Linked DNA regions of Mus musculus: region 1 is linked to region 2. A link is a loop called in an ENCODE intact Hi-C map of the cell type or tissue named here. Cell type or tissue: left cerebral cortex. All regions are shown on one strand. Each heading gives the region's core, and the rest is flanking DNA. Links, peaks and the distances in the headings are about the cores only.

Region 1 (2,931 bases), core at 268-2,767, 130 kb after region 2:
TGTTTATGAGCTAGTATTTCAGGGAAGGCAGGATGACTTAAGGTTTGTGTACACAATTATGGTGGATAGCCTAGGAATGTGTTTCAGCTTAGATCTTAAATGTTGCCCAAAGGCTGGTAGCTACAGCCTGGGTCACCAGCCTTTGGTAGTGTTGAGAGACTACAGAGTCTCTAACAGCTGAAACACAAAAGGTAAAAGAGGATACAATGACTGTGGCCCCTTTTCTTTGTGTTAGGCCCTTTTTTTTTAAAGAAATATAATTACTTTTTTAAAAAATGTAGACAGATGGTTTATCTTTAAAAAGATTAAGAAATGGCTGTATTTTTCTCACTTTTTCCTGATCACTAATCCTACATATTATTAAAGAGATATTAAAATATGCCCTACAGTGTAGATATGCTGCAGTATATATATACATTATATACACATATATCATATACACATATATCATATATACATACACATACACATATACATATAATGTTCTGTCACTGAAGCAAATGGCTCACAGAATCAGCTTGAAAAGTAGAAAAGTTCATCTTGGGTCACAGAGGCAGGGGACGTAAGCCAAGGTTGGTTGTCACTCCATTGTTTCTGGGCCTGTGAAAAGACAGACACTGCGGCTGAGAATGGGTAGTAGAGCCACTAAACAAGCAAAGTAAAAACATCTGCTGTCCTGCATTGGACTTTAGATAAGCTTTCTCCCGTGATTCATTTCATAATACTGTGCACTCAGCATTTAAAACTATATTGCTACACTATGAAGATCTTTCAATTTTAATATGTGATATTAGAGACTAATAGTGACTGATATCTCCACTGATTAGTATGTTTGTCTGCATTTCCTCATGTAGACAGAACACGTCTTAATAAACAGAATTGAAGTACAGAATGCTAAGATTGACAAGGACATGGTCCTGCTATACTATATTACATAGGAAAAAAAACAAACCCAAGATTGTATGTGATATTTGTCCATGAATACATACTTTAAAACAGAAAGAAAACTGTTACAGAGACTTAAAACATATCTATATGCTGTAATCAATGCTGACTTTGTTGGTTATAGAAGGCCTCCTAGGAAACCTTACTCTAGGGATAAAATGACCTCTTTTTTTTTTTTTTTTTTTTTTAGTTTTTAGAACCTCTTTTTAGCTTGCATTTGAGAGTGGTGTAGATAACGAAGCATACTGAAGTTTAGTGTTGCTTTTGGTAGGGTTCGGGGAGCGTGGACAGTTTATTTTGTTCTATATCATCTCTTAGTGGCATCCTACACCTCCTACACTTTGTTCTACTTTGGGCTATTATGTAAAATTGAAACTGTGTATATGAGTAATTGTTGGGTGTAGTTTTGGTCAACAAAATATATATTTAGCATGAGTTATGAAAGTAACATGGGGCAGTTTGCACATTTCCATGAATACTGCACATAATTCCACGGGGAATTTTGCTGTAGTGGTAGAAACAGAAAACCACCTCGGTGGTTTTCAAGTATAACTTACATCTGTAGAATAGACCTAACTACTTGTATATCATAAGTTTAAGAAGATTTTTCATGCCTCTTTTAACCCATCCTTTAACTCACATGTGATTAGCTAAATAGTGACCATCTTGGCATATTTATTCTAAAATGGAATTATGACTATAATGATCTTTGAATGTATGTGCTTTGCATATACTTCTTGAAGCCTGAAACTCTATCTGTGACAAAATAATTGTAATGATCCATTTTAGTTTCTATTACAATGCAATAAAGGAGAGAGACTTAAAACACATCTGTGTGCTGTAATCAATGCTCTGACTTTGTTGGCTCTAGAAGGCCACCTGGGCCACCTTACTCTAGGGATAGACTGACCTCCTTTTAGTATTATGGAATGAGGTAGCTCTGCAACATCTGTGCCACTAACATCAGTCCATTAATCGTGTGAAATATTTTGTGATTAATCTTGGGATAAGTACTTAAATATTTTTCCTTACAGGGAAAAAAACTGATAATTTTACTTTGTTTTTCTAGCTGGCTCTCCTCCAAGTTCTTATTTTCAATTGCTACTTTTAGAAGAATAAAACAAATCCCGTTAACTAGAATTTGGGCGATTTAGGGTATTTGAAAAGGACATGTGTGTGTGTGTGTGTGTGTGTGTGTGTGTGTGTGTGTGTGTGTGCTTGCACTCACACACACATTATGGCATGTGTGTGGAAGTAAGAGGACAATTTGTAGGAGTCAGCTCTCTTCTCCAACCATGTGGGACAAGAAATCAATCTGAGGTTATCAGACTTGGTGGTAAGCCATCTGGCTGCCCTTTCATTACATTTTAAATTAGAACCAGTTTTCTGATGCGTACATGGATGAAGAAATCCCATGTGATCATCTCTCTGTGTCTACCCGTGGGAAACCTCTAAGATGGCACGATGGGAGGATCTGCTCCACACTGCACTTGCAGACACAGTGGTGGGGCAGGTCCTTCTGCAGTGCCTTCCTGGAGCAGTCATTGTAGAAGGTTCTCTACCCTGATGAATTCTCTGCTGTTGATCTCTAGCCTATGAAGAATGAGGTTTTATAGAAGAGACAAATTCATCACCATCATCTATCTTCCTGTAGCTCCTGACTTTCTCAATTCAGACTCTTGGCTGTAGGAGGAAAACAGAAACCTAAGAAACTCATCACTTTCTTGAGCCCACACATCCCTAGCTCCACCACACCCAACCCCCTCAGCTTTGTTTGTCTTCTGTATAAGTATTCAGACATTTCATTTTATTTAATTGGAAAGTTAGGAAGAATACAATTATTGAGTTTTTGTTTGTTTGTTTGTTTTGTTTTGTTTTGTTGTTGTTGTTTTGAAGCTAGAATTTACTTGCATAGTTTTTAAAAGAATGAAACTGAGCTGGCTTTATGCCTAAGTATCCCATTGTAACCAAAGACATATAATATCA
Region 2 (2,931 bases), core at 218-2,717:
GCTATTTGCAATGGATACGTAGTGGGGAAGGGAAATAAGTTCTCTTCAACAGAGGGAGACAAAGTGTATCAAGCACACTCTAAGGCAGAGCCCGTGCCCAGGAGTAGTTAGTTGGTCAACAAAAAAACAGACTCCATGTTTTTTGCACGTGATTCTTGTTTGCTTTGTTTTGTTTGGGCTTCATATGCTATTTATTATTATTATTTTATTTTTATTTGTTTTTCTGCTTTGGTTTTAGTGTTATGTTATTCGGTTTGTTCTGCTTTGTTTCTTGGAGACAAAGAAAAAAATCATGAAGTTGGGTAGATAGGGAAGTGGAAAATATTTAAGGAGTTAGGGGAAAGGCAGAAATATAATAAAAATGTACTGCATAAAACTTTCAATTACATTTTTAATAACTAGCTGAGTTTGAGATAACAGGAACTCATCAGTGTGGAAACATCCAAGTCAGTGAAGATAAAAGCAAGAACAACAGAAAGGAAGAAACAGGACTAGGAAAGGATGTGTACCTTGAAGAGGTATTCTCCAATCACAAGGTTTAACAACAAAGAAAATACGCAAATAGGCAAGTAGTCCTGCATTTGTGATCACAGTTAGCAATGGAAGCAAAGAAGGGCAACCAGAGGTATTCTTCCCAGATGGCTATTGGGTAGTTTTGTGGATTCAATATGAAGTATCCCTAATAAGTCCATGCCATTGAACTGTTGTTCCTTCTGGCAGTGAAGTTTGCTGAAGAAATGTGTCGTTGAGTATGGGCCTTGAGCCTGTATAGCCCATTTCACTTTCTGTCCCTCCAGTCCCTTCCTTTCAGGCTATTAAAGGTCATGCAATGTGACCAACCACCTTCCCATCTCCTGCCATGTTCTTTTCTGCCATGATGGATCATATTCCTCTGGAACTGTAAGGCCAATTAAATCCCTTTCCTCTTAAGCTCACAAATTTAGATGACTTCCCCAAGCAAAGATCAGAAGTCATGCTCACTCGGTTGCTATTGTGCTCCTAATAGTGGAGAAGGAAGCGCCTCCTGCATGGGGTGCTATAAAGGATGAAAGTTAAGGTTCCATATATTCCATCTTTACCTCTGAAAGGCTCAGCCTTTGAAATGTTCCTCTTCACCACTAGTATTAACCATTGAATCCCTCCAGGGACTTTCAATTTCCTTAATATATTTCTCCTTAGAATTTACCAAAATCCTAAGAGACTTTTAAGACATACCAACCATAGATATGAGGCAATGCATGTATTTGAAGAGGGGTAGAGAGAAATATTCTTGACTGAAATAAAGTTGAGAAATGCCCAATTAAACAAATTCTTAAGCCCCTTAGTAAGCCAGTAGCATCTCTGAATTGCATATAATTATATAAGGGTGCCCCTACAGCCCATCCCTTGTACTATGGAGATGTTATGTCACCTGCCTTTCCCATCGACCCCCACATAGAAAATGCTGACAAAGACACAGGGAAGCTGCAGCCCAGTGAAGTATCTGGTAGATCTGTCATCCATCCTTCCATGCTCCATTGTAGGATTTTTTTTTTCCAGTGATAGGAATCAAACCCAGAGTCTTACTTGCACTTGCCTGGCAATGTACCACTGGGCTCCAATCCTAGCTCCGCAGATGTTGTTAAAAATGCCCTTGGTACTGTTCCTCCAGCAATGACATAAGCAACATAAAGCAAGACCGAAATCTGTCCCATATGGCAATCCTCCTCTTTCTCCTCTTTTTCCATCCAAGCCTCTTCTTGATTTTTCTATCCAAAGCATCACAGATGTATTAATTTCTTTGTTTCATTCTTGATTCATAAAAAAGTAATCAGTACTTTAAACTCTTATATTTCTTTCTGTGGCTTGGAATAAAAAGAAAACAGTATGTTTTGCCCATCCCAACTTCCCACCCAAAACTTCCATAATTATAAGGTTTATCTGTACTTTTGAAGGAAACCTATATAAAGTTTCCTAGCATTCTTTTATGCCTTGCTATGTACTGAAGAAAAAAGGAACAAAATGTGTTTTCTAACTCTTTTTGATAATATCTCCCTTGTGGTTTCTTTGTGTTTTTTCCCCTAACTTCTCAAGACAGAAATATTTTTTTCAGTCTTAGTGTAGCAGAGCTGGAGCTTCACCAATAAGAATAGAAGTCAAATCTTAGGTATAATTACTTTCTCACCTAAAAAGGAAGTAGAACCCAATTATTGGCCTTTCATCAAGTTCACTGGCAAAAAGACTGAGTTAACCACAGTTAGGGTATTGTTAACATGACAATTTGTTTGGAATTAGGCTGTGGGAAAGAGGAGTTTCTACCAAAGGTTAAGCCAAGTTAAACAGACAAGGGAAAAAATACTGTTATTCCCTTTAATCCAAGTCTGGGTTAAAGGGTTGATTATGTGGGAAGATGGCAAAGGGTCAGAAATGCAAAACTCATGGAATCTGGCTGCTTGACAAAGGCCTAAATATAACTTATGGCTTCAAGTGTTTTTTCCTATTTTGTTCCATCAATTTGGGAATTCTGCTACAGATTGCTATCAAACCCAAAGGAAGTTATTTATTCGTTTTTACAAAAGGCTTAGACACTCACAAAGTAAGTAAAACATCACTAAAGTACATAACATATCATAAATATTTGTGTGATTTTACACATGTCTCATTTTATCAGTGAAATGGGTATGTTTCATATGGTTTTGAGACACATTGTGTAGTTCAGCCTAGCAGTAAACTAGAGATCTTCCTGACTCAGTGTCTAGGACAAGGACAGAACTTGATTCCATAAGCTGATAAAACCAAGCTGGGAGGATTGACTGCACTGTATCAGATCAAGGCTCAGATTGATGGCATTGCTGTGCTGTTGTATTCCTTCAGCTGTGCACTATGGCTTGTTTTGGCACAGTCATGGCATTACACCCACATTGTGTTATGATTCGCTATGTTTATCAGTAT

Evidence for each region. A loop is a pair of places that touch in the nucleus more often than their neighbours do. Peaks named below come from ENCODE experiments on the same cell type or tissue, not always from the same donor. Only the 100,000 strongest peaks of a DNase experiment are listed, where the experiment ranks them.
Region 1: it touches region 2 in a loop (2.5-fold over the local background); 2 of 42 quality-filtered maps call a loop at or near these places.

The regions. Positions count from the first base shown.
Region 1 is chr3:82,314,652-82,317,582 of GRCm38, forward strand. No RefSeq gene overlaps it. Among named protein-coding and RNA genes, the nearest start is that of Map9, 42 kb to the right of the region's middle. In left cerebral cortex, for the core only: no CTCF peak of the experiment used is centred there; DNase peaks (open chromatin) are centred at 1,296 and 2,656; H3K27ac peaks cover 497 bases.
Region 2 is chr3:82,189,643-82,192,573 of GRCm38, forward strand. All of the region lies in intron 2 of Gm29921 (a long non-coding RNA gene), which reads right to left. Among named protein-coding and RNA genes, the nearest start is that of Gucy1a1, 45 kb to the left of the region's middle. In left cerebral cortex, for the core only: no CTCF peak of the experiment used is centred there; a DNase peak (open chromatin) is centred at 1,637.